Regions from separate parts of the Homo sapiens genome. Here regions 1, 2 and 3 are each linked to region 4. The links are chromatin contacts, found by Hi-C or POLR2A ChIA-PET in ENCODE. All regions are on one chromosome and are shown on one strand. The core of a region is the stretch at or near the end of the contact, and the rest is flanking DNA. Distances in the headings are between cores, read along the strand shown.

The links. Hi-C counts contacts between places; a loop is a spot of excess contacts on that map. ChIA-PET counts read pairs that join two places held with the same protein, here RNA polymerase II (POLR2A). Pooled maps may share reads with other maps.
Region 1: a map of Caco-2 shows a loop between it and region 4 (4-fold over the local background). The contact joins two enhancer-like sites. A Hi-C loop is called at or near these places in 2 of 168 maps with a recorded cell type or tissue (Caco-2 and naive thymus-derived CD4-positive, alpha-beta T cell) and 2 of 50 pooled maps. POLR2A ChIA-PET finds 5 or more read pairs at or near these places in 3 of 52 experiments (HepG2, activated B cell and activated CD4-positive, alpha-beta T cell).
Region 2: a map of endothelial cell of umbilical vein shows a loop between it and region 4 (11-fold over the local background). The contact joins two enhancer-like sites. A Hi-C loop is called at or near these places in 2 of 168 maps with a recorded cell type or tissue (cardiac septum and endothelial cell of umbilical vein) and 1 of 50 pooled maps.
Region 3: a loop to region 4 is called in a map of heart left ventricle, with 3 times the contacts of the local background. The contact joins the promoter of LINC01985 here to the enhancer-like site in region 4. A Hi-C loop is called at or near these places in 3 of 168 maps with a recorded cell type or tissue (heart left ventricle, mammary epithelial cell and vagina) and 5 of 50 pooled maps. POLR2A ChIA-PET finds 5 or more read pairs at or near these places in 1 of 52 experiments (PC-3).

Annotation. Positions count from the first base shown.
Region 1 is chr3:30,625,071-30,631,964 of GRCh38, reverse strand. The region is part of intron 1 of TGFBR2 (transforming growth factor beta receptor 2); the gene reads right to left. It also overlaps the pseudogene KLHL25P1. Among named protein-coding and RNA genes, the nearest start is that of TGFBR2, 22 kb to the right of the region's middle. Within about 2 kb of position 2,589, at least 9 of the 41 ENCODE cell types and tissues checked have a DNase peak (open chromatin) inside an H3K27ac peak, as active enhancers do.
Region 2 is chr3:30,534,089-30,541,348 of GRCh38, reverse strand. No RefSeq gene overlaps it. Among named protein-coding and RNA genes, the nearest start is that of LINC01985, 19 kb to the right of the region's middle. Within about 2 kb of position 1,393, at least 5 of the 41 ENCODE cell types and tissues checked have a DNase peak (open chromatin) inside an H3K27ac peak, as active enhancers do; they include endothelial cell of umbilical vein, where a contact is called at or near this core.
Region 3 is chr3:30,516,013-30,523,087 of GRCh38, reverse strand. It overlaps LINC01985 (long intergenic non-protein coding RNA 1985), which reads right to left and starts at 4,220. Exons shown (of 3, transcript NR_147054.1): 1 at 4,131-4,220.
Region 4 is chr3:30,224,887-30,232,084 of GRCh38, reverse strand. No RefSeq gene overlaps it. Among named protein-coding and RNA genes, the nearest start is that of LINC01985, 290 kb to the left of the region's middle. Within about 2 kb of position 3,969, at least 6 of the 41 ENCODE cell types and tissues checked have a DNase peak (open chromatin) inside an H3K27ac peak, as active enhancers do; they include PC-3 and endothelial cell of umbilical vein, where a contact is called at or near this core.

The DNA of each region.
Region 1 (6,894 bases), core at 1,340-3,839, 400 kb before region 4:
AAAGTTAATTATAAAACATTGCTATATGACTTCTACTGGAGGAGAATTCACCATGCTGGGAATGGCAGCAGGTTGCAGTGGAGAAGGCTCTGAATCGACCATGAGGGGGCTTTGAGTTCAAGGGCAATTACCCAACCACTCTCTGTGCCTGTTCTCCAACCAGTCAAACAAATGGGTTGGACATGATGAACTTAAAGGTCCCTTTCATTTTGAAAAATGACACAAAAAGGACAGAAAGACACATTCAGATTCACTTTGGTTTCTAAGATAACACCAAACACTTTGAAACTTCCCCCTTCATGTTTTTCAAGCAGAGGAAGTAAAAAAAAAAAAAAAAAAAAAAGAAAGAAGTTGCAAGTATTGTTAAGGCTTCTAGAAAGGACAACAAAGGGCAGGAAATTTGAAACAAAATCTGAGAATCTGCCCTTAAACTGGGCAATTTTGCTTGTTTTCTCACAGTGCAGTTAGATGAAAAAGTGTAAGGTTGATCTTCGCCTTTCCTGGGCATTACTCATTGCTGTCATGACCTTGATGCAATTTGCAGTAAACATCATAAAGGTCTCTCTTGTGGTGAGTAGCTGCAACTTTTCTGATGCTACCTCCTGTGATTAAAATATCTACTCCCGGCCTGGCACGGTGGCTCACGCCTGTAATCCCAGCACTCTGGTAGGCCGAGGTGGGTGAATCACGAGGTCAAGAAATCAAGACCATCCTGGCCAATATGGCGAAACCCCGTCTCTACTAAAAATACAAAAATTAGCTAGGGCTTGATGGTGCGTGCCTGTAGTCCCAGCTACTCAGGAGGCTGAGGCAGGAGAATCACTTGAACCCAGGAGACAGAGGTTGCAGATGGCCAAGACTGTGCCACTACATTCCAGCCTTACGACAGAGCAAGACTCTGTATTTAAAAAAAAAAAAAAAAAAAAAAGGCTACTCCTTTCCAAGTCCTAGCAATCCCACTAAGGTTGGTAACTTAGTCTGTTTGGCTGCCATACAAAATATGTGAGACTGGGTGATTTATAAAGGACAGAAATTTTTCACAGTTCTAGAGGCTGACAAGTCCAAAATCAAGGCACTGGCAGTTCTGATGTCTCGTAAGAGCCCCCTTTCCTGCTTCCAAGATGGTGCTTTGTTGCTGTGTCCTCTAGAGAGGACCAGTACTGTGTCATCACATAGCAGAAAATGGAAGGGCAAAAGGATCCAGGCTGGTTACCTCCAGCCCTTTTATGTGGGACTAATCCACTCATGACTTAATCACTTCCCCCAAATCTCCGTCTCTTGATACCACCACAATGGGGATTAAGTTTCAACATAAATTTTGGAGGGGAGACATCAGCCACAGTAGTTGGTGAGAAAAAAGGACAGTATTTACATAATGACAGTTGTCAATGGGCTGTGGAAAAGTCAAGATAGATTCCAGCAGTGATTTTAAGATGGAAAATGAGAACCATGCACACAGTCTTCAAGGTGCAATCTTCCAACATAGTTCTGGAACACAGCTGGCTCCTTCCATCCATGGGGAATGACCACATTTGTGTGCTGAAATAACATTTAGTACTAGAGATAAAACTGGAATAAGTGATCTAAACTTTGAAATGTTTTGAATGACCTTTGGCTACAAAGTCAAATTATAATGCTTTCTATTTCTTAAGACAACTCTTTATGGAAGTTCTAGTATGTACCTAACTTTGGCACCTTAGATTTGCCCCACACTGAATCTTATCTATTAAACCTATCTCATTCTGGGGTGAGAACCCAGATGTGTAAAATCGTATGGCCAGAGGTGACTGAGAAGTGCATTTTGACTATGTTTCATAGTCTTTTATCCATCTTAGCATAATCTTTTTACCAGCACCAGTGGAGTTGTGAACTCGCTCAATTTCTTGTGATGTCCAGTGTAAAAATGTATGCCTATAAATGTAACTCTTAGAAAGAGAAGCAAAAATGAGAAACCATGGGGGAGGAGGGGAGGAAATGACAAGCACAGTCTGTTTTTAGGACACTGTACTTGCTGTTCCCTCCAACTAGAATGCGCTTAACCCAGAGATCTGCCTTCTTCATCCCGATTTCATACCAATTACTGCTCAAATATCACATTATCAAAGATGCCATTCTTGACAACCGCTTCTAAAATTACAAGCATCTACCATTGTTCTCAGACCCTCGCGCTGTACTTATCTGCTGACATGTTGATAGAATCTTGTTTATTAGCTTGTACACATGGACTTTAATTCACTCTGTATTCCCCAAATCTCAAACATTGGCTGGCACACGGTGGTTGGTACTCTATAAACACTTGGTGATGGCTTTCCTATCCCTAAGTCCTCCAAAGCCAAGTTTCATACCTCTTCCTTAAGTTCCAAAGGAAACCTTATCTGCAGAAAATTAATGCATATTTGCTGTTGCTGGATAAAGAATAAGGATATAGTCACAGAGAAAAAAGGACATGTTGAGGCCAGGTATGGAGGGTATAAACAGTTGGTGAAGAGTTTTAAGCTCAAGGCCTAGCCTGTCTAACTTAGCAATAAAAGGAAGTCAGTTCTGAAGTCAAAGAGAGTTCTTCTTTCCCCACTGGGAGGAGCTGGTTCATGAAAGTGGAGGGCCAGAGCCAAGAGAACTCTCCCAAGACACATTGTTCAAAAGTCAAGGGCATAATCTAGATAGAGCTACACAGTAGCCATGAGGACACATGGATTTATAAATTTAAATTAACTAAAGTTAAATGAAATCATACATTCAGTTCCAAGTCAGACCAGCCATTTTCAAGTGCTTAATAGCCACATGTGGCCAGGAATAGACAGGATACTTTCATCATTGCAGAAAGTCCTATAGGACAACACTGATCTAAAGAAATTCAAAAGGACCTGCGTTCCTCGGCTTCTGAGGAGATCTGAAAACGAAGGCCCAGAGGGAAATGGAAGGAGAAGCAGGGCAGAGCTTGAAAAGTAATCGCATTGGAAAGGGCCCTGACTGCTGGCTTGGATGCCTTGTGTAATTAAAGTTCTATCCCAACTTCTTAAGGAATGAGTCTCGTATTAAATGACTGGCTGTCTGTAGTGTCACTGCTGAGGTAGGGAGAGAAGACAATTAGGGACAAGGAGTAGTGTTCCATGGAAAACACGTTAGCTATGAGTGGCAGCAGCAAAAGGTCTCAGAAGTGAGAGAAATGGACCCAACTAGGTTTGCAACAAGCTGAAACCTGTAAAGGCTCATGTCAGCTGGCACAACCTCTCAAAATGCAAATCCCTGAGCCCAAGATAAATGTAAGGCTCGTCTGACTCCTAAGGTATCAAGTAATTCTTATTAAGCCCCATTTCAATGACTGAAACCTAATGCAGAGCCCAGGCACACAGATTAAGTTTCCAGTCAAAGCCCACACAAGCCTAAAGAAAGGAAATTAACATTTTAGAGAAAAAAAAAAAAAAAAAAAAAAAAACCCACAGGCTTTTTCAAAGGCTTTTTTTTTTTTTTGGAGGATTTAAGTCACAGCATGCCAAATAAAGGTGAGTTTCTAGGAGAATACAGCACAGAGGTGACCAAGGTGGGTGAAATTTATTCACAGGGGAAAATCCAAATGCCTTCAGGGAAACCACTTTTGCAGGGTTCTTCTGATAAATACTGAACCCAATTAAAAGCATCCCTTCAGGGCAAGTTTTCTCCTAGGAGATTTCTATTGGCCGCTTTAACTTCCCTTTCCCCAGAATTTCCAGGAGAAGTTTGTAACGGTTTATAATCCCTACCACTCCATGCTCATAGACTTTAAGCATATTTTTCTCCCACAAGGCAGTACTATTTTTATAATCCTTTTAAGATTAAAACTAAAAACACAGATGATTAAAAAAAAAAAAAAAAGGCCTGGCTGCATCCTCCTACAATAAAGTATTATAATTGCAGTGCACTACTAAGTAGTATTTCCACAAACATTAGACTATCTGGTTTCCAGGACAAAGAAACAGCCTATAATTCCAAAGCACAGGAATGGAAAAGTACAAGTAATTTAATCTGTCCCACTGTGATTATAGGTGCTAAGAAATTACCTGAACGGACCTCTTTGGGACTTGAGAAGAATGGGGACTTTAATGATGCTCCATAACTGCCCTATTCATTATGATACCCAAGAGCCACCTGTGGCTATTTAAATTCAAGTTAACTGAAATAAAAATATATCTATATTTGAAATTCAGTTCCTTATTTGCACCTGCTACGTTTCAAGCCACATGTATCATCTAAGATGGTCTCAGACCCACTGTTCAATAGAACTTCCTGCAAAGGTGAAAATATCTTATACCAGTGCTGTCCTTAAACCTTAACACAGCCCAGGTATAAGATATTTTCATCTCTGCAGAAAGTTCTATTGAACAGTGGATCTAAGACCATCTTAGAGAGATAATTACATAATTTTTCCCAATTTCATAATAGAGATTATGAAGTAACAGCCTCCAAAATACAGGGTTTTTAGGCTACTGGCTACCTTCTACACTCAGGTGAACTTTTTGTAGTGGTTTACACATGTGTACCAATTGCCCTCATCTCCCCAGTTTCAAGTACATTAAAATGGCATTAGATGTAATAAAATACATGCCACTGAGACTCAGCTCAATTGAAACTTGAGTTTCTTCAGAATTCCAAACGATGGTGCATCTCTTTCTGAAACCTGAAGTGGGGACTTGTCAGGAAAATGTCTATGAGGGAGGCCTAGGAAAAAGAAGGCATTTTCCAAAATTAATAAATTTATTTCCTTGTTTTTTGTCACACCTTATTCCAGAGGTGTCTCTAGGCTACTGTGTGCGGAACGAGGTCTGGACAGAACCTAATGATAAATTGGGGGATACTGAAAGTCCTGGCACTCTAAGGAGCTTCCCCACACATCTTTAGATTTTTATTTCCCATGTGGGAAAAAAAGAAAGGGATTTCCTATCTTCCCATCACAAACTCCTGGCTTTGCAGTGGTTTTATTACGTCATTCCCCTACTTACAATCTGCCAGTGACTCAGAGAATTTAGCCCAAACTGGCACTTAAGGCTCCCATAATCTGATTACCTTTCTGCTGAATAACTCCTTTTATCAGAAACCCTTTGACCTGATAATTGCTGGCTTTCCTACCACCAAAATTTCTACCTCCCTACCAGATCTATCAGGTGGATTTTAAGGTCAAGAAGAGCATGCCCAAGGCAGCCTGCTCAGCCCCTGGAAGGAGTTCAGTGCCTTCACTGTTGGCTGTGAGGTTTACGTGATGGAGGGAAGAGACTCCAAGAATGGTGTCTGAAAGGATGCCTGGTGTCTGATGCTGCCCCTCAGGAGTGGTCCAAGGTGGTTCAAATACTGCCTGCTTTGGCCATGGCTGACAGAGCTGAAGAACTGCCTCTATATGGTGTGTGGACACACACCCCAGGCAGCCACTTGCCGGCTTCCCTCTGTTTCCTTGAAGGAAGTGGAGTAGCATGGCCCTGGGGCTAACAAGTGAACAATAGTGCCTGCCTTAAATCATACCCAGCCTTTCAGACCCAGGTCAAGTGTTTTCTCTTTTGGAAAATCATCCATTCCCCCCACTACCAGCCCCACCAAGAGTACTCTGCCTCCTCCGGTTTTGGTTTTTAACCATCTTTACTGTGAGGTATGCTTTTAGATAGGCCTGTATTTGCTCTGTTCTGCAGATGAGTTTCCAAAACCTTCTAAAACCTTGCTCATATTTGTTATGCTGGATTTAAAGTCAACAGATGGGAGTTTTCAACCCAGTAAATGGAATTTCTTTGCTGTGGGAAATCAAGTACTTTGACCTCTCTGGTGAAATTCTTCATTTGTAACCTCACTGGGTTAGGCTAGATTAGTGTTTCTCAACATGGTTCCACATCGGAATCATCTGGGGATCTTTTAAAACAATAATGATGCCAAAGTCCTACCCCAGGGCAATGAGTCAGAACTTCTAGGTGCTTGGCTCAGGCTTTGGAATTCTTTTAGAAGTTCGCAGGTGATCCTAACGTGCAGCCAGGGTTAGAAAAATAAACTGAGTTCAGGAAGGGACTTATGCTACATGGACTGGAGAATTCAATAGGAAAAAATGTAGTAGTTAGAGATGGGGCATGGTAGTACTGGACAGAGGCAGTCAGGCCCATAGGTGTTGCTTCTCATCTTTGCCTTGAGCTGTAACTAGAAAAACTGCAAACTGCATTATAACCAGAACATTATTATATACATATACATGTACAATCAAGCCCAACCCAATTAATTTTCTCATATGACTCAAACTCTAGTACCATTTGGAGATGAGGCAGGAATCATAAACATAATTGGCTGCAGGGCATTTAGTTGCCATTGTATAAATTCTTCCTGAAAAATAATTTTAGATTAATTTTTAAGTGTGGATTTTACAATTTCCTATCTTTTTAAAGGGTGGGAATCCTTTGCCAATTCCCAAGAGGACAATAAGCTTAAAGGAAGATAATGTCTGAAAGATCTGAGGACCAAGTTTCCTGAGAAAGCTGTATTTCTAAAGTTTTGACCCTACAAGGCAACATTAAAAGTAAGTTCAAGGAAACAAATGTGAGAAAGCATATCTCCCTTTAGATAACCTAGCAAAGAAGTTAAGAAGGGAAATAGTTCCTTAGATCAGAATTAACAGTTGTGGATAGCCTTCCCTTCAGAAAATTGCAATGCTAAACAGACGTTACACAAGCAATATATCCCTGCAACTTAATTTCTCTTCCTAGGATCTTTAATATTTTTCTTTTTTTATTCCATTAAACAAATATATATTGAGCATCACCTATCCACCAGATCTGAAGAAACACTATTTTTAATATGTTCAAAATTTGAGTCTTTTCTTGATACAATAACATCTGCCTTAACAGGAATCAGTATGTAAAAATTACAGTTTTTAAAGAATTATATAAAAGG
Region 2 (7,260 bases), core at 144-2,643, 310 kb before region 4:
AGCTGTCTCTATAGAAAGCTAATTCTAACTGGTATGAGATGGTATCTCATTGTGGTTTTGATTTGCATTTCTCTGATGGCCAGTGATGATGAGCATTTTTTCATGTGTCTATTGGCTGCATAAATGTCTTCTTTTGAGAAGTGTTTTTTCATATCCTTCACCCACTTCTTGGTGGGGTTGATTTTTTCTTGTAAATTTGTTTAAGGTCTTTGTAGATTCTGGATATTAGCCCTTTGTCAGATGGGTAGAATGCAAAAATTTTCTCCCATTCTGTAGGTTGCCTGTTCACTCTGATGGTAGTTTCTTTTGCTGTGCAGAAGCTCTTTAGTTTAATTAGATCCCATTTGTCAATGATGGCTTTTGTTGCCATTGCTTCTGGTGTTTTAGTCATGAAGTCCTTGCCCATGCCTATGTCCTGAATGGTATTGCCTGGGTTTTCTTCTAGGGTTTTTATGGTTTTAGGTCTAACATTTAAGTCTTTAATCCAACTTGAATTAATTTTTGTATAAGGTGTAAGGAAGGGATCCAGTTTCAGCTTTCTACCTATGGCTAGCCAGTTTTCCCAGCACCATTTATTAAATAGGGAATTCTTTCCTCATTTCTTGTTTTTGTCAGTTTTGTCAAAGATCAGTTGGTTGCAGATGTGTGGTATTATTTCTGAGGGCTCTGTTCTGTTCCATTGGTCTATACCCAAAGGATTATAAATCATGCTGCTATAAAGACACATGCACACGTATGTTTATTGTGGCACTATTCACAATAGCAAAGACTTGGAACCAACCCAAATGTCCATCAGTGATATACTGGATTAAGAAAATGTGGCACATATACACCATGGAATACTATGCAGCCATAAAAAAGGATGAGTTCATGTCCTTTGTAGGGACATGGATGAAGCTGGAAACCATCATTCTGAGCAAACTATCGCAAGGACAAAAAACCAAACACCGCATGTTCTCACTCATAGGTGGGAATTGAACAATGAGAACAGTTGGACACAGGGCAGGGAACATCACACAGTGGGGCCTGTCGTGGGGTGGGGGTAGGGAGGAGGGATAGCATTAGGAGATATAACTAATGTAAATGACAAGTTAATGGGTGCAGCACACCAACATGGCACATGTATACATATGTAACAAAACTGCACGTTGTGCACATGTACCCTAGAACTTGAAGTATAATGATAATAATAATAATAAAAAATAAGTTTAAAAAAAAAGAAAGCTAATTCTAACAGCCCAAAGATTTTCCAGGGCTGTACCATATTTCCTTCCCATATCTGTTATCAGAAGCAGAGGCCTGTGCTGTTTCCATCTTTCCCAGGATTATTTCAATAAAAGGAACGGGGGGCTTTTTTATGATTCACTCATTCATGCCTAAGTTATTAGAAGTGTGAGCTCATTTCTGGTTGACTCAGATACTTTATATAGTCATAGGCAACATCTAACACTTATTCTAGTATACTCTTACAGTTAATAAATAGTAAGAAATACAAACTCATCTGTAATGTAATAACTTCAAACTTCTAAATATTTTAAATTTAACCTTACTTGCCCAAAGTGAACTAAATCATGATGACATTTATTAAGAATTTCCTCATCCTATAGCAAAGTATAATGCATGACTGGGTGAAAAGAGGGAATTTGCACTGTGTAAATGTCCGAAGGGCCAGAAAGATTTAAATGAAATCCGGGGGTTCTATAATTTTTATATTATTTGTATGCTTATGCATGCATAAGCGAGGAAGATTAATGAAAAGAAAGGATAATTAAAATTGTGGGATATTTTCTGAATTCCTTCCTCAATAGTTCTTTGGAAATGCACAAGCCCTATTATTTTCTCCTATGTTCACTGATATGCCAAGTCACAGAATGTTGTTAGACCGGTTATTGGTGTCAAAAGTTGAAATCCTATCCAATTAATTGCTTACAACATTGCTAGAATTTCTTCACACAGTTCCCTGCAAAAGCATCTATAATACACTGGCGGGGGCTACGTCTTTGCTTTTAAGGTATTTCACTGATGGACTGAACTTGTTGAATGTCTGGTACGTGTTAATAATTAGAATACAGTTGACTATTTATACCCAGGCTTGTTCCAGAAGGGATTTAAAAAATCATTTAATAAAATACATATGAAATAGCAAATAAATGATTTAAAAAAAGACTCAGGAAATTTCAGTGAAAGTAAAAGTGAGTCAGGACACAAAAATCACACAATGAAGTCACGCATATTTTCTAGAGGTATGCCAAAAACTTGTAAGTTTCTGCTAGCCAATGAGAAGAAGGAAACACTAGAGGTGAGTGAGTCACACTACTTATAGTGTTAAATCTATCTAGTTGCTGAAGAGATGAACAATTCTATCTGATTATGAGATCAGAATTTTCTCCCAAGTCTTTACAGACAGGATACCATATATTGTCATACACATAATCTCAACAGTAAACACAGACACAAGTTATTCAGTGAAGTTTATATAATACACCTCAGTATTGGCTGCTGGCATCTCACCAAAGTGCAATTAAATAAAAAAAGAGCTACTGAGGCTAATGTGAAGAGCTGTGAGCCCATGACTCCCAGATGATTTGACTCAAACTAGGGAAGATTAGAGAACTTGTAATAGTAGTTCTTGAACATTTATATCCATAAAAATATCCCAAAACATAAAGAATGGGTTGCTGTGCTTCTTCCTCATTGAGTCAGGTTTAGTCCATCTGGAGAGAGACCCACAAATATCTGTTTTCAATTATTAGCCCTCTTTCCTTGAAGTTATTCCAATGTAGAAGGTAAGCAGACCATCATGGAAAAACCAGAGATTAAAAGCAACAAGTAGCATTATTTGATATCAATTAATGAACTATCAGAGGATACTAGCAAGAAATGATCATTTTAACTTGAGATTAATTGATCTGTAACAAGTTTTGGGGGTAGTGTTAATATAAACTTGTTGAGCTGCCCTACTAGGGAGGATGCTGTACTAGAAAATATTTTTTCCTTTTCTCTACAAAGTGAAAATACCCACTGCATCAAAGAATGGATGGGGATAGAAAATCACTCAGAATTGTTGAGTGGAGACTTCTTAAAGGTGCCATTTCTTAGATGTGTGGTTGTGGGAAGAGGTCTTATTAGAATTATGTTTTTGGGATGTTGGACACTTTTCAGAAAATTGTGGCCCTGTGTAATGAAAGTTATGATGTGGTCTCCACATTCCCACTTCAGTACTTAGGCATTTGATCACCCAGCTGCCAGGAGTCTTTTCTTCTGATGGTTCTTCACAGAAATTGTCCTCCTTACCAAGGTTATATGCTTAACGCAGCTAGCATCCCATGACCCACTGGTGCAGAGAGACAAGACCTGGATGGATATCTCTGAAGGACCATCTTGTATTACAGCTTCTCTTGAGATTAGCTGAAGTCTTTGTAGGACCTGCATCACAGTTTGACTTCTTCCTCCTTCCAATCCTTTGTTCCTTACCCCTTGCAGATGTAGATCCCTAGAGGATTCTCCCCAAACTTCCTGCTCACAACCATCTCAGATTCCACTTCCTAGAGAATCTGACCTAAGACGTGGATATAAATCTCCTGATCTTCACCTCACTGATGCTACTACCTATGTTCCTTTGCAATTTGATTTTAATTATATTCACCCACCTTTCCTTTCTGTATCTGTCTTTTATTTTTCTTCAGCTCTGTTCTTGATATTTAAGGGCTTCTTAGTGTGGACACCTTTTTACTTCCTCAATGATTTTTTTTTTTTTTTTTTTTTTTGAGACAGAGTCTCACTGTGTTGCCTAGGCTGGAGTGCAGTGGAGCAATCTCAACTCGCTGCAACCTTCAACTGCCAGGTTCAAGCAATTCTCCTACCTCAGCTTCCCGAGTAGCTGGGATTACAGACATGTGCCACCATGCCTGGCTAATTTTTTTGTATTTTTGATAGAAAATACAATTTTTTTTTTTTCGTATTTTTGGTAGAGACGGGGTTTCGCCATGTTGGTCAGGCTGGTCTCAAACTTCTGACTTCAGGTGATCCACCCGCCTCGGCCTCCCAAAGTGCTGGGATTACAGGTGTGAGCCGCCACTGTACCCGGCCTGTTCCTCACTGATCTTAAAGGATTTATTTGTTCTGTACTTTGTTATCTCTTTTTGTGAGTCTGACCCAAAACAGGTCTGCTAAGCCTTAAAGATGAGGCATATGAGGTACTACTTAAGCAAACATATGTGCAAATGTGTGCAGGAGTGTGTGTAGGCGTATGTGCACACATACATATACACAGAACAAGGAGGTTTTTGTAATCCAATGCATTTGAGAAATATGACTTAAATGGGTAAGTTACTGCAGGAGTTCTCAGAGTCTGTAAAGTGCTAGTGTGAATTGTGAATCTCCACATTGTACATTATAGAACCCTCCTCTTTTCCCTTTTTATTGATGTAAAATTTTTTTTTTGAGATGGAGTCTTGCTCCGTCGCCCAGCCTGGAGTGCAGTGGCGCGATCTCTACTCACTGCAAGCTCCGCCTCCTGGGTTCACACCATTCTCCTGCCTCAGACTCCCGAGTAGCTGGGACTACAGGCGCCCACCACCATGCCCGGCTAATTTTTTGCATTATTTTAGTAGAGACGGGGTTTCACCGTGTTAGTCAGGATGGTCTCGATCTCCTGACCTCGTGATCCAGCCACCTCGGCCTCCCAAAGTGCTGGGATTACAGGCGTGAGCCGCCGCGCCCGGCCATATTGATGTAAAATTTACACAACATGGTTAACCATTTTAAGGTGTACAATTCAGTGGCATTTATTACATTTACAGTGTTGTATAACCACCGCCTCCATCTAGTTCCACAACATTTTCGTCACCTCAAAAGGGAACTCTGTATCCGTTAAGTCCTTACTTCCCACTGCACCTCCCTCAAGCCTGTGCAACCATTAATCTGCTGTCTCTACAGATTTACCTAATCTCAATATTTTATACAAAGGGACTCATTTAACATAACATGTGACCTTTTGTGTTTGAATTCTTTCACTTAGCATAATTTTTTTGAGGTTCAGTCATGTTGTAGCATGTATCGGTATTTCATTCCTTTTTATGGCTGAATGATATTCTATTCTATGAATATACTGCATTTGATATACACTCATTAGTTCTTAGATTTAGGCAGTTAATGGATACCTTTTGGCTATTTTGAATAATGGCGTTATGAACATTTGTGTATATGTTTTGTTTGAATACCAATTTTCATTTCTTTTTGCTATGTACCTAGGAGTAGAATTACTGGATTAGATGATATTTCCATGTTTAATTTTTTGAGGAGCCAAAACACTTTTTAAGTATATTGATACTAGCATACTGAGGAATAATACATTTTGAAAAGTGTTCTATATGAATTCACTTTACAATATTAATGTTAATTGTGGGTTAATAATGTTTAAATCTTTAGAACTGATGGTTTCAGAAAACTTTCACCAACAGCCTTGAATTTGGAATAAAAAAACTTTAAAGTTGAGATCTAAAAAGGAGAGATATTTTTGAGAAGAAATATCTTTTAGCATTCTTGCTCATATCATGCCATGCCAAGAACTTTTTTCTATGTTTCATAACACTTTTCCATTAAGGAATAAAAGCAAGTTTGATGGTCACTTGAGGACAATGTGAATAACATCTGCATCATAAATGCTTGTTGATTCTCTACTGAAAATCAAGTGACTGTTCTGATGTGAATGATTCAGCCTGGAAGTAAAGTTATAAAAACAAAATAGAAATAAAAAAACAAAAAATTTAATTTAAATTTACCGTTTTATAAACTATTTTTAAAAAATCTAATTCTTATTCCAGAAAGAATTTATTGAAGAGGAAAAACAATTTTGGCTTTATATTTTTTCTGCAGTGTTTAGACATTGATAGAAGAATGTACCCCTTCAATCTCTGGGGGTATTTTAGGGGAATAAAAATATAGACATTGCTATGATGCATAAAAATCAACTCTAATAATATTTGTGCTTATTTGAAAAACTTTATCTTGTAGATAGCATGTAACAGATTACATATGTATAAGTAATATAGTGTATATCACATACACTATTTTCAATTTTCATATATATTTGGATATAATACATATATTTTATATTGAATATATATTTCAAATCTTAAAAAATTTTTTTGCTCATTTATAGGCCAATTGTAAGAATACTTTTTTAAAAAATTTAAAATACAACAACAAAACTGTTTAATTACATTTTGATAGCAGCATTATATACTTTATAAAACCTGGTTTCTGGAAAGATCACATCAAATATCTCATAATTACAGCATAGTGGGCAGATATGAAAGGCTTCTTATTTTACTTTGAATAGTTAGAAATGCTGGCCAGGCACAGTGGCTCATGCCTGTAATCCCAGCACTTTGGGAGGCTGAGGTGGGCAGATCACCTGAGGTTGGGAGTTCCAGACCAGCCTGACCAATATGGAGAAACCCCATCTCTACTAAAAATATAAAAAATACAAAATTAGCCGGGTGTGGTGGCGCATGCCTGTAATCCCGGCTACTCGGGAGGCTGAGGCAGGAGAATCGCTTGAACCTGGGAGGCGGAGGTTGCTGCGAGCTGAGATCGTGCTATTGCACTTCAGCCTGGGCAACAAGACAACAAAAGCAAAACTCTGTCAAAAAAAAAAAAGAAAAAGAAAAAGAAAAGAAATGCTAAACAAATATTTTTTCCTGTGTGTGTGTGTGTGTGTGTGTATGTGTAATATTTCAACTACATAATCAAAACAAAGAATGGGAAATCTCCAGATACTGAAACTGAAGAGAGAACTTAAAGGTAGAGTGTGAGAGACCGAATTGAAGAATTGCAGCCCATATGCATATAGAGGATGCTTTTCCAATACCTTCATAGGACAGGAGTGAATGCACTGTAATCCGGAAGTAACTTTGAAAGTACCAATGAACTGAGATTAGAAAAATCTCCCCATAAGCCAAGGACATAGTCTGAAAGTGGTTCAACTTCCATGGCCTGTGGATGGAAAAGCAGATACTTATAAGTAACTGGGACTCAAGAATGTTACAAGGCACTCATTTGTGACTCCTTCATTTGTATAACCCTTGCTTTACAGATATTTCTTATATAGTAACCTAACAGTTATAGATACGTTTTATTGAGAGATTTATTCCAAAATAGTCTAGTCTATTACTGCACCTTAGAATCAGTGAAAATAGCAAATATAAATGAATTCAACTTTCCTGTTAAAAGACAAAGGTTCTCACATTGCAGTAA
Region 3 (7,075 bases), core at 2,971-5,470, 290 kb before region 4:
ACAAACAGCTATAACCTGGTTCAAGAACAGTAGGCTGGTGTTGAACAGAGCTGGGACTCTGAATAGACCTTGGGCCTGTCACTCTGATGGTTCTCTGGCCCAGGCCCAATGGACATACAATATGAATAAGAAAACAAAGTTTGTTTTCCTTCTTTTTTTTCCTACTAATTGCTTCACTGGGCTTTGGGACCTCAATAAGTCAGCAGCATTGGCATTGGCAACTTGGGCAGAGACAAGATAGCACTAGAGTCTTGGGAGATGATGTTGGCAGTTTCAGGAGCAATAGCAACGAAGGCCTGGGCACTGAAGATATGTTAGCAGCCTCTCTCGGTATTACGAAGAGCCAAAAACACCATCGCAGTGAGGCAGAGTGAAAGAGGAGGAAAATGACAGACATCCAGTGTCGTAAGAAGATAATTCGCAGCATGCTTACCACAACTTAGACACGTGCCAAACTCCATGGAAGGAATGTAAAGAGGGCTCTATGTCTTATAAAAGCAGAGAGAAACATAGTTTAACTGTTACTGCATAAACCTCTTTTTACTCCGATGTATAGTCTGGAATAAGTTTTGGGGGTTTAACTGGAATTCAAAATTATAAATAATCATCCTTACCCAAAGAATGTGACACCTCAAATATTAGCAAATTGAACAGAGTTAAAAATAAATCTCACTATGGCTGTGAAATTGGGGAAGAGAAGTTCAGAACCTATTTCTTATTTTCTCAGTGCAGTAGAAAGGCTTTGGATTTGGGCTGGTATCCTAACTCTGATACTCAATGGATTAGTCAAATTAGTAAAATTATTTAGCTTATTGAGCCTCAGCTTCTCTAACTGGATGATGAGAATAATACTATCTACAGTACTGTTGGAAGGGATTAAATATATAAAGCATAAGCACATAGCACATATGTGAGTGCCTGACCTTTGGTGGGTGCTTAATAAACATGAGTTCTCCCTCCCTGCCTTCATCTCCCTTTATTAATAAAGCTTCTTCTCACACTCCAAGCTATTAGAAGTTCAGCTGACACAGGACATAGGGCAAGAGGAAATAAACTTTGCATGGTTCTAGAAATTCCCTTTTGATATTCATTATGTTATTTTTCAGGGATAGAAGAGTCTATGAAGTACAGAAAAGAGGAAAGATCTGCAAACAATTCGGTATCTTCTTTTAACTTGAAACTCATTCTACCCACTGCTACAGCTAGGTACTGTGCTCTTGCTCAGATTGCTGGAGGGTTTTGTTGTGATGATCTCCTTCAATACATCAATACTATAAGTTCTATAAGAATCATCTCAGAGCTTGTTTAGAACTCATTTTTTTTCTTTTTCTGGGTTATGCAATTATAATATTCATTTACATGTGAAAGCCCTGGACCATCAATGGATTTTATCAATGTATTAAAATTGCTAACTGTGCCATGCAGATACCAGTGATGTTCCTGATGGAATTACAAGTCTAGGGCCATGGTGTTCTATTCCAAATAAATCCCATGCAAAGCATATTCTTACATTTAGACATTTCCATAATTATGCACATTTTCCTTTATTAGCAATTTCTCTGACTGTGTTTGGATGAGTGGTATGGAGTGTGTATAGGCTTGAGTGTGTACATACACAGTAAGGTGAAATGTGCCATGGTCAATAGGGGATGCTTTTTGGACTGTGGTGGATCTGCATGTGCTTAAGCTCCAGTTTGACACTCCCTATGTGATCTTGGGCAATTTACTTAATACCTCTAAGCTCTTCAGTTTTGTTATCTTTAAAATGGAGTTTGGAGAACTTACGCATAAACAGAACACTCAAAAAATTTTAGCTATGCTATGGATATTCCAAATATGATGAAGCAATATGTTAGATATTACATTAAAACATTACTATCAAATAGATTTTAGGGGTAAATTTTCAAAAATAATTGTTCAGATCTTTTGGTAATAGAGACCACAGAAAGAGCCAAAAAGCTTTTACAAATTATCCTAATGAAGGGAAAGAAGGGAAAAGGGAGGCAACTTTTGAAAAATGAAGTTATTGCTTTCTCAGTCCTTTCCAATTCAGTCACTGGGAGCTGACAATAAAAACAATATTGATTCCTCATTTTTAGTGAAACCTACCCAATAGAAATCCTTCAGGGCTTGCTATTTTTCTGAGAGAAACCCTGCCTTAGCACTATTGCCTTTTCCGGAAAGGATCTGGCAGAAAACAATATTCTGCCTGGAATTCGCAACATTTCTTCCTTTGTGAAAACAAACAAACAGTAAGTTCATTTCCTCCCAAATCTTCTCAGGATTCTTTCTCCTGGTTTACCTCCTAGAAATCAATTTCTTATGACTTTCTTCACTCACTTTCATAAAAGAGATCAGGCAGATACTCTAAAAGGTGAAAATTAAACATTTCAGGGACAATCTGATGTCATTTTGATTTTTTATGATTAAGTCTGATAGGATTTAATCGAATTCTCAATAATTATTTCTGGCAAGTGATTCTATAAGTGATTAAGTAATTCTCATTATTTTTACTTCTCTGTATTTTCTAATTTCCCTACAATAGATATTTAGTACTCATGAAAGAAAACACATAAAAGTTAAAAAGTATGGTGATCTTAAAGTTGCAGTCAAATATTTGTGGCCATTCTAATCAAATCGCCTTTATGGGGTCTGCTCTTGACTATACTACTTCATTTAATTCTTCCAATCACATCTACTCATCTTGACTGTTTTATCACTGAGGAACCAAAGCCCAGAGATTTTAATAAATGAATCGAATTATCACAGCTAGGAGAGGCAACACCATTATTGAACTGACAGCCTTATTTTTTAAAACACCCTGCAAGTAGGTAAAAAGCAGGAATGTAAACTCAGGTCTATCTGATCAAGTTTTATATTATTAATCACTGTTATTTCCTCAGATGTCTTCCTGAAGTAAAAAACTCAGAATCTGACCAATGTGATTTCTTTTTGTAGCCACGGTTCTACAGTTAAACTGAAGAAAAAAATTAGTTTTCTCTCTGTCAATTGAATGGCTAGTTGTTTTTTTGTTTTGTTTTTGTTTTTCTGACAGTCTTGCTCTATTGCCCGGGCTGGATTGCAGTGGAGTGATCTCGGCTCATTGCAACCTCTACCTTCCAGGTTCAAATGATTCTCCCGCCTCAGCCTTTCAAGTAGCTAGGACTACAGTTGTGTGCCACCATGCCCGGCTACTTTTTGTATTTTTAGTAGAGATGGGGTTTCACCATGTTGGCCAGGCTGGTCTTGAACTCCTGACCTCAAGTGATCTGCCCGCCTCGGCCTCCCAAAGTGTTGGGATTACAGGAGTGAGCCACTGCACCCAGGCTTTTTTTTTTTTTTTTTTTTTTTCCCAAAACAGATGAATTTTCTGAGAGAAGGCCCTCAGCTACATCTAGACTCTACTGAAATGGCCCATTCGGAACCCAGAACATCTATAAGAGTATCTTTGCTTGGAAACTTATAAGAAAGTTCTCAAAATACTAAAGACAAGACACTATGAGGGAAATGAAGGAAAGTTATCATACAGACAGAGGCATTAATTGAACCCCAAGATGAGGCCAGTTAATACAAAAACGAAAGAACTTAAATTCAATACACATTTTCCATTAGCACGTAACTAAAAAAAAAGACTTACAGTAACTTTTAGTATTGCCTGGTATTCTACATTTTTGTAGGCGGAACTTAAAACTCTTAATTTTCACTGAGTTACAATTTAATGACCATTAAGTACCTTCTAAGCCAGAAACATTTTGACTTCCTTTAAGTTTTAAAAACTTCTCCCCCAGACCTTTCCCTACTTTGCTTGTGTTTCCCCTCCTCAGACTTTAGTCTTGCTTTGCTTATTATTATTTTTTTAATCTTCTATTTAGTTTTTTGCAGTTCAGGGTAAGAGACAAGGTATTACTTCTCTCTTGTGGGGTTCCAGCACCAAGGCTGATCTTAATTGAATGGCTCAGAGAATGAATCTGAGGGAAGCAACTATGAACCAATCCAACTGCAAAGGAACAGATTATGAAATTAGTCATGTGCTTTTAAAGCAGTCCCATGTTTCAGTTTTGGAAAGCTGGACTTAAAAATGTAACTAAAATCAATGACTAGGAATGAATGGGGGAAGAATAATGTCTTACCTGTTCTATGTTCATCATATTAAGTTTCAAACATACCATCTCCAGCCACAATTTCAAGCAAAATTAGTTTGAGAATGAGACATTCAGGAGACAGGGGAATTGACAAAGAAGGGAGAACCAAACTCATTGGGTCAAACTATACGGAGATGGCCAGAGAGGACCTGTTGCCAATTTGATAAGTGATCTCATTCCACTCTGAAGCCCATCAGAGTTCTGAGCAGAGAGATGCTGGATCTCATTATTATTTATTCTTGACCTGCAGCCAAAAAAACCCTCTGAACTGAATATCCAGCTTTGCATCTAAGGCATTTCAGTGTCTCCAATGTGGTAAAGGAAAACACTTTTTCTTTCCTGTTGCTATGTATATTGGCAAATATCCTATCCAAAGAATTGTGCTCCAAGAACTCTGGAAACACCTGCCAGCAGAAAACTTGGGAGCTTTGTTTAAACAAGTATACCTGCCAACTTTCCAGTGCTGTTGATTTTGCAGGACTGAACAACGTGGACTATTTTAAAACTACTTATGGATAACAGGAACTGGGCCATGGAGATGAGGCACGGAATGTGCCTAGAATCATGTTTATCTTTTTATTTTTTAGTATTGTGTAGTCTGAGCCTTGTGCAAGAAAACTGCAGTGTTAATCTCCCTTCAGCACTGGGTCCACCATGTGGCTGTGAACAGGAAGAATGCTTGGGCGTGAATTCAAGGTATTTGGCAAAATAGGGTTTCCAAGAAACCCTGTGGAAATATAAAGCTCCAGGCTCTGTGACATGTACTGGCATTAACAAATGTCCCTTAGGTTCTCAAGGGCATTTAGATTCCTTTTGTAATTTCTTCATAGCATTGTAATCAATGAATCAGCTCAAACACTCTTGAGTCTTAGTGAGCAATTCCAAATCTGAGTCCTAATTGGACATGATTATAATAAACAGTTCTACTCTAATTTCCTTCCATCAAAATTAACTACTGTAGGTAATTGTCCAATAGGCAAGATGTTTTCTTGAGGTATTAAATAAAGGCATTTGGATATATAAATCTTAATGGTTGGCATAAAAGATGCCATGCTCAAGGCAATAAGGCTTAGTGGTATTTGTTTTTAACTCAACAGCTAGTATATGGTTGTTTGAAAGTAACTGAACTGAGGTCATTGGAGGAGGTGGAAGGACACCAACCTCCCATCTTACAGACCATAAGGTGGTCCCACTGAACTTCAGCTGTTTCCATGGCTGAGCAGCATGGTGATGTTTTGTGGATGGGAAAGATGCTGCTACTCCAAAGGTGTATCAATCTGAAGATGCTAGCCTACTTCATGTGGTTGGAAGGAAGGATGTTGAAAACCTCTTTATCAGCTGGGTGTGGTGGCCCATGCGTGTAATCCCAGCGCTTCGGAAGGCCCAGGCAGGTGGATCACCAGAGGTCAGGAGTTTGAGACCAGCCTGTCCAACATAGTGAAACCCTGCCTGTACTAAAAATGCAAAAAAAATTAGCCAGTTATGGTGGCACGTGACTGTAATCCCAGCTACTCAGGAGGCTGAGGCAGGAGAATCGCTTGAACCTGGGAGGCAGAGGTTGCAGTAGGCCAAGATCGCACCACTACACTCCATCCTGGGTGACAGAGTGAGACTCCGTCTCAAAAAAAGGAGAAGAAAACCTCTTTATCAATGTGTTCTTCTGGCCTGCTATGAAAGTCCTACCATTTTGAGTTTTTCCTTTGGATTAAGGCTCTGTAGGAGTCACTTTGCTTCTTAGTTCCTCAGTTGCCTCCTCCATACTGTTAGGGAATTAGTTTATGTATCATTTAGTGATCACTGCAATAACACTATGTAATAAACCACCTCTGAAACTCAGGAACTTAAAATAATAATTATTTGTCCTCATAGAGCTGTGTGTTGTTTGGGGAGGCTCAGTTTCAGGCCATGGTGGCTGGGGTGGCTTTGTTTTACATTGAGGGTCCACTGGTCAATTTTGGACAACCTGCCATTGGCTAAGGCAAGTCACATGACCAATCCCTAAGCCAAGGAGTGTGGAAATATGCCTCATTCATGAGTATTTAGTACCAAGCAGTGTGAAAATATACTTCATTTATGAAGTTACTATGGCAAGGGTGTGATATAGGGAGGAGTAAAAAATTGGGGTCACTAAATCAACCTAACACAGACTAGTTAAGTGGATTCTAAATATTGGGGTCCTTGTAGCTATAACAGAGATTTCTCAAATACACTATGTTACAGAATCCTAAAATTTTAAAAATGTAAAGACAGAACCATTTTGCAGGTCCACTAGGGAACTCCTAAAGCATTGTAAGTATCATGTGGGAAGCCTGTAAAAATCTGGGTCTTCTGTAGCAGAACTGAGACGGATGGTCTAGGAAACACCATTTTAAATAACATTTCAAGTTATTCTGATGAGAGCTTGGTGGAGCTTGAATTCTCCAGGATCCTAGGATTCTAAGCTGCACCTCTATTTTGACAGCACATGTGGTTATCAAGTACCAGCACCGTTTTACTGAGTCAGGTTACATATGCTAGCTGAAATAAATTACTCTTCCTATGCCAGTTGACACATTTTGGCAGGGACCTCTTATCCACAAGCCAATACAAATAAAGTGGGTAAAAGCAGGAAAAGGGAGCAATGGTATCTTGTCAAGTTTTGAATACTAATATCTCACTTTTATTTACAACAATAATAGTTGACAATAAAGTCAAGTTCTGATTCTAAGCATTATTTCCAGAAAGTTAGAGTTAATATGCAGTTACTGTAGGCCAGGAAAACCTTAAGCAAAACTTCAGTCATTGGATATATCATTCAGGGTTATACCAGATAAAAAGAATTGGTAGGATATCTATCTACCTATCTGTCTATCTATCTATCTTATCTATCTGTGCAAGGAATTGTCTTTTATGATTGTGGAGGCTGGTGACAAGTCTGAAATCCGCAGGGTAGA
Region 4 (7,198 bases), core at 2,720-5,219:
GCCCCCTTCGGAAACAAAGAATCACAATAGAGGCTTTTAAAAAGCTCTGTGCATTATTCCCAGCTTAGCTAAGTATGGGCTTGATTAGTTGAATGGCCTTTATTTTCCCGCATTTCCTATCATTGGAAACATCTGTGGAGAGGAAAGATGGTTATCAAGGCAATTGACCATTGTCACAGTTTAGTAGTCCCTGATGGCTTTTTCCAAACCCTTCTCTAGGGCTTTTGTTTCCCAAAGCAAATTGGTAAACATCTGGTCTATCCAAGCCAAACTCTCATGCTGCATTTACAATCATGCCACTTTCACTTTCAGCATCTGCTGGTCACTAATTCATGCAGTAATCCTTTAAAGACAGGGCCCCAGGGCTTCTCTTTTGGCCAGTTCTGGACATTTCATTTCTCTGGTGGCTCATGTAAGTTTTGCTCAACTTGCTCAATAGCTCAGTCTCCTAAGTCAAATAAATTTCTCCCAACCACAAAATGTAAGATACTTCAGAACCAAAAACCAGAGGGAATTAAACCAGAAATTTAAGGATGGCCTGGGCAAGAGTGACTGTTTTCAAGAATTAAAACAGTTCTGTTGAGTTACCCACAACACCTGCTCCTCTGACCCAGTTACCAGATCCTTAGTAACTCAAATCCCTGTTACCACAGCCTCGGTCCAAGTGTCATAGTCTGCCACCCTCCACCTGGGCCCCAGGCCCTCTATGTTATATTTTCTGATTTTTCCAGCACCCTGCTATAATTTTCCATGGTCTTCCACAGACTGCAGTTAAAGATTCTTCATTACTGGAGCATCTCCTTCCATTTGTACTCTGGCCTTTCACATTGTTTCTTCTCTTCTCCAAATCCAGTCAACCCAAACTGCTCATAGGTCCCCAAAACCCCATATTATCATTTATCCATGTGCCCAGCTCTTCCCTTTGCCTGGAATGTGCCATCTCCTTATCTACCTAAAAAAAGTAAAAGAAAAAATCTGAATCTCTGAGTTAAGGAGTTTTTGGTGAAAACCTTTTGTTCACTTTGCAAAGGAAGATTGTTTTTCACTCATGTCTAGATCTTGTTCATGGTATCACTGTGACTCTTATCACAGTGCTGCACAGTTTATTTCATTGATAGGATATTCAGCTACACTTTGAGCCATTAGAACATCCAGGTTGGTTTTATTCCTCTTATTCCCAGATGCTAGCACAGTGCCTGGCACGTTGGAGGCACTTCGTCAATGTCCATTAAATGGTTGATGGATTATTTAGTTGATTTATGTTTTTCTCTCTTTTTTTGTTCTTTAGCTAAGTGAAGAAAGAAATCACTCATAGGGTAGAATACAACCATGTTGGCATGTCCACAGCTATGTGAAATAAAGATTTGGGTCATTGTTAGCATCATGAGGAGAAGCAGGGACATTTATAAAGGAACATCTGAGCAGTGATCTTTTATTTTCTGTCTGACATTGCTAGATAGAAAAATTTCACTTGACCTTCAAGTATTATTTATTCGCCTCAAAGACAGCTGGGCTCCGTGTGTGTAGGCAGGCATGTAGAATTTTGGAGAAGGGAATATGATTAGATTATTGTTACTTGGATGATTTGCTTATTATGTTTCTCTGTAGTCACAGTTAAGAGTTTCATACGTGAGAGATGGACTTGCTTGAGTCAAAGAAACCATTTGCTTTCTGATCTCTTTAAACAGTAAAGGAATCACCTGTTCTTGTTTAGTCTCTGTGATCATTTATTATTTTTTATTATTTCAGCAACTAAAGCTATTCCTTAGTGCTTAAAAAATATTGACAAAATATAAAATTCTTCCTTGATTATGCCTTTTCTCTCTGCCTTTTCAAATTTGACTGGCTTTTGGTTGAGATATTCTTCTCAGATGAATAAGTTGAAATGGGAAGGTGTTTGTGTGAGTGCAGCACTGTTGGTCTAAACAAAAATGATATATCAAAAGATCTATGAGAGTAAGTCTTTTATTGAAAATGTGAATTTTTACAAAATGGTAAAACTTACATTTTAATGGGGCTAGGTTCATGTTTTTGTTTTTGTTTTTTAACTGAATAGTTGGTACATCTGGAATTAGCTTCAGTTCCCTTGGCTGACTTAAGTTATAGTAACATTGGACAATTGCATAGTCTCTCTGAGGTTTGGTATTTCCAGTTTTAAACATGGTTAACAATGCTAGTCCTTTCTCTTATTCATAGAAATTAATCAAGGAATAAGATGTTGATCTAAAACATTTTATAAGATTTATTAATTATTAGGCCCGGTGCAGTGGCTCATGCCTGTAATCCCAGCATTTTGGGCAGCCAAGGCGGGCGGATCACAAGGTCAAGAGTTCGAGACCAGCCTGGCCAATATGATGAAACCCTGTCTCTACCAAAAATACAAAAATTAGCCGGGAATGGTGGCGGGTGCCTGTAGTCCCAGCTACTCAGGAGGCTGAAGCAGGAGAATTGCTTGAACCTGGGAGGCGAAGGTTGCAGTGAGCCGAGATCACGCCATTGCACTCTAGTCTGGGTGACAGAGCGAGACTCCATCTCAAAAACAAAACAAAACAAAACAAAGATTTATGAATTATTTAATATATAAATACAAAAAAATACCTTAGCTGCTAGAACCTATGTTCCAATAATATGACAGTGAGATACCATTTGATGATAGGTAGGCTTCTGTTTTTAGTTTAGTTTATGTAAAAATATATTTAATTCCATATTTCATGAATATCCCCATAAATAGGCTTGAATAAATATAATTTTATAATTTGAATAGGTAATCTTGCTGTTAATAATTTAATTCTATTGAAACCAGTTATCCATCCCAAATTTACAGCATCCCATATTCATCATAAATTTTCTTTATTTTGATGCAAAGTCGCTTTCCTGTGGGAACAGCTCATGGAATTTGCATATTTAAGTTCCACTGTTTCTAGAGGTCATTGCCTGTTTTGTTTATAAGCTTGTTCCTTCTTAATGTTTCCACTTCAGTTAAACTTGAGATCACAGAAAGAAGGAAAAAAAATTGAGTAGTGGGTATCCCTTCCTATTGGATCTTCAGTTTAGCAGAAAAGCCCTGAAATTTTATGAAAAGTGTTTTGATATGAAAATTTTATCCTATTGACTAATCTCCAAATGTCTGGACTTCACATGGTTGCTTAACCAACACCCAACCCATCTTTACATGTATAACTTTCTTGGCTATTCCAATGTTACTATTTCTTTCTTTTACTGCTCCTATTCATTTATTTCTACAAACCAGTTCTGTAGAATATGTAACTTAATTGTCACAATCAAATCACTCTGTGGCAATAAGAGAAAGCCAACTGTACAGCAAGAGAAATATGTTATAAAACATCAACTATTTATTTATTTATTTATTTATCTGAGACTAGGTCTCACTCTGTTTCCCAGGCTGGAGAGCAGTGGTGTGATCTCAACTCACTGCAACCTCTGCCTCCCGGGCTCAAGCGATTCTCACACCTCAGCCTCCTGAGTTACTGGTACTAAAGGCACACACCACCATGCTCAGATAATTTTTTTTTTTTTTTTTTTTTTTGGTAGTGATGGGGTCTTCCTATGTTGCCCAGGCTGGTGTCAAACTCCTAGGCTCAACCTATCTGCCTGCCTCGGCCTCCCACAGTACTGGGATTATAGACCCAATCCTGGCCATAAAGACAACTATTCTAAGGAGAGTTTGCTCTGTGAGTGATTTTGAAAATGCCCTAGAGATTTTTTGCTTTAATTTTTTTCTTAGGGCTTTGAACCTATATGAGTCCAGAGTTAATTTTGTTACACAATAGATTTTTTTTTTTTAAGAATGGTTCCTGCATGCATATCCCCACCAAGTTTTCTTCTGAGAGTTGAAATGTTGTCTGGTCGAAAGATATGAGAAGCTACTAAGTTATTGCTTAGTCATTTCCTCATGAAGATAATTTTTGCTTTTATTGGCATTGGCTGACCCTTCATGAGGAAGATAAACATAAGATTTTCGCAATCAGTTATACTCAGAACAGAAATACTAGAGAAGGTGCAGGAAGAGGACAATGATGACTATAAAAGCAGAAGAAAGTAGGACTTACAAAGAAAGATCAAAGCAAGTGGAGTCCCTTTATCTGATCAGGAGGCATGTAAGGGCATGAAGACATTTCAAAGAAAAGTCACTAAACAGACTTCTTGGAAAGTTAAAATGATGAAGGTAGAAAATGGTTCCAGTCTCTAGAATTTTAAACTCTGAAGAAAAACAGAAGTTTGATAGATAACTTTTCATTTGCTCAAAAAGTGATGCTAAGTTAGAGAGGAATGGTAGATCAGCTGCTCTGTTTTCACAAAAGATCAAATAACAAGAATTTCCTTTTGTCCTGCAGTGTGATGGATTTAGGCCAACCCTTGGGTCACTTTAGGACACTTAGGTTTTTAAGCATTGAATTAAGTATGTCTCTAGAGTTTATTATCATTTGGAGTAAAACACTCTGAAGTTTGAGGGCAAAGTAATATTATCTTTAGCCTGAATTGATAAAATATGTCCTCAATGACAAAAGGTGGGAAAAAATTTTATGACAGGTCTTCCTGCTTGATGGTTTTAGGTAGTTGGTGAAAGCAGAATGAAGATCCCAAATTAAACCCAAGATTTGTGCAGGGTTGGGTTTCACATGAATCTGAAAATAACTAGAAGTTTGGTTGTAAAGGTGGCCCAAATTATATTTGCCTGTGGGAAATTAGAGGAGAGAGAGCAAGCAAGCAGACAAATTTGGTCCACCAGCCAATCCTTAGTTAATAGACATGAAGAGAAAACTCTATATGAGATATGATGATTGCCTCTCCTGTTCCTAGGCCCAGAATTAAGTCTAGAAAAGGGGTTTAAGTCTAGAAAAGTGAAAGGGCTAGCAGGTGGAGAAAAGCCAAAAAATAAAGGTCTTAACGTTTATTTTAATTAAAATTCCTTAAGATGTTGGGCTCTTAGTAAAACTATTTTGAGATTCATATGTCTAAATGTGACACAAAATAGGGAGAAACATGAAGCCCACATTTGTGCACAAAATAGTCGTGGCTTTAGCATCCTGAGTAACCCACCGTGTACCACTTTGACATGCTGAGCATTCCAGCAGAGGTGTTTGGTACAGGCAGGGCCACCAGCAGAGGTGGCATTGCCAAGAGGGAGGTGACCATAGTGGGTAACATAGGCAATTATTTCCCGGCTGCTTATCAGCAGCTGAGGTCTTGGCAGTCGACATTGAGAAGGGCCAGGACTTTTCGGGAAGCACACGTGAGACACTCTGGAAGATGTCTCAAGATCACTGGAAAATTGTTGTCACTTTTACCAGTATGTGGGACGGAAGTGAAACTAAATAAAGTTTAGGTTACTCTAGCTGTGCACTGGGCAATGGTGGATGAAGAAATACTGGTGCATGTAAAGAAAAACAAAATCTGGTCATGTCAACCTCATGAAATCTTAAGATAGAGGTGATCCTGACAAGTTGCAATAGAGTGAGACACAAAACAAAGCCAATATTAATGGAGGTGGGCAATGATCAGACTTGAGAAATAGCTTTTTTTAGTATAAAGATCATCCATTATTTATCTAGAGCTATATGTACATATGTCAAGACTTGTATTTGAATGTATTGTATTTCAGATGCATTATATTCTTTAACCCTCACAACAACTGGGTAAGTAATAATTACTGTATCTCTTATAATCTTTTCAGCTATAGTTACAGAAGACCTAGCTAAAACTGGTGTAACATTAAGGACCATTATTGTCTCTTATAAGAAGAAGAAGATGACAGGAGAGGGGAATATGCCAGAGCTGGTGCAGTAATTTATGAATGTCATTAAGAATTTAGGGGAGTGGGGGGAAAATAAAATAAAATAAAATAAATAGAAGAAAAACAAAAGAATCTAGGGTCTTTACAACTCTCCAATAAGTCACCGTTTTTATATTTGCTTCCTTCTCACCGTTATCTATCATAGTTACCAGGTGGCTACATCATCATGGGATTACAGTGACTGGCAAAGAAAAGGAGAGTTTCCTCTCACATCTTAGATGTCTCTAAGCGCCTTTCCCTGAGATCTCACTAGATTTCACTGGACTGAATCATGCTCAGGTTCTCAGTGCAAAGGAAGCTGGTAAAGTGAATAACAGCACTGTCAATCTGTTGAGTGGGAGCAAGGCTCTCCCAACTAAGATGGGGGATAGGAATGGCAATTAAGTAGGTGACAGCCATTTTATATGTGGGAAGAAAACAGAGGATATAAAACTTGCCCCAGGTCACAGAGCTCATAAGCAACCGAGCTGGGTCAAAAACTCACATTCTTCACAATCATGCTATAATGTACTCACTCCAGAGAGTCAGCCTGGGATCTAACCATCTCTTGGAATAGCCTGCAAATATAAGACAACCAAAGTATGATCTGGGGCTCAGGGGACGACACACTGGTGTGTCTTCCATCATGTTTCTGCCTTCTAGCTTTTCACTAGGCAGGCTTATGTAGAAGGCAGAGAGTGAAATTTTCTGAGTGCCCTAAATTCTCTTTCCAGCTTTCCATTTGACATTGGAGCATCTTTTTTATCTCTGAGTAACTGGAAAAGTCCGTCATTGCCATTCTAAAACACATTTTATGTGATAAGTCCCTATAAAACATCGAGGAAGCCTCTTTGATTTTAATACTTCTTTTGATCTCACAAAGGCTACAAGAAGGACATGTTGCTAAAGAAATAACAAGCTTCAAAAACTGTTAGAAGAATTTCTTTGTGGTTGCCATTTCAGATTCCTTAAATCCATATTGTTGCACTTGAGCTTCCTTTTGGCTTTCAAATGCTTCTTTTCAGCACTGATAATTTGCCAAGACATATCTAAGAGCTGAAAGAAAAGGAGATGGCAAGTACGGTATCAGTGATGTGATGTGTATGTCAACGGTACTCAATCACATTCCAGTATCCAGACTGCATCTAATTAGCAGGACTGCACTCACACCTCAACTTTCCCACATTACCTTCATCATCACAGGGCTGAGAATACTGAATACCATCCAAAACCCAGGCAAATAGTTTTCCAGTTTCATCTGTGGTGTCATTAACACTTAGGCCATGAAAGAAAATATTAACAGTCAAATAATCAAATATTTCTATTTGACTGTCTGGCTGCTCTTGGCATTTTAGTTGAGTCAAGAAAAAGTGCTCTGATAAAACAGAGTGAGCATGTGAGAAC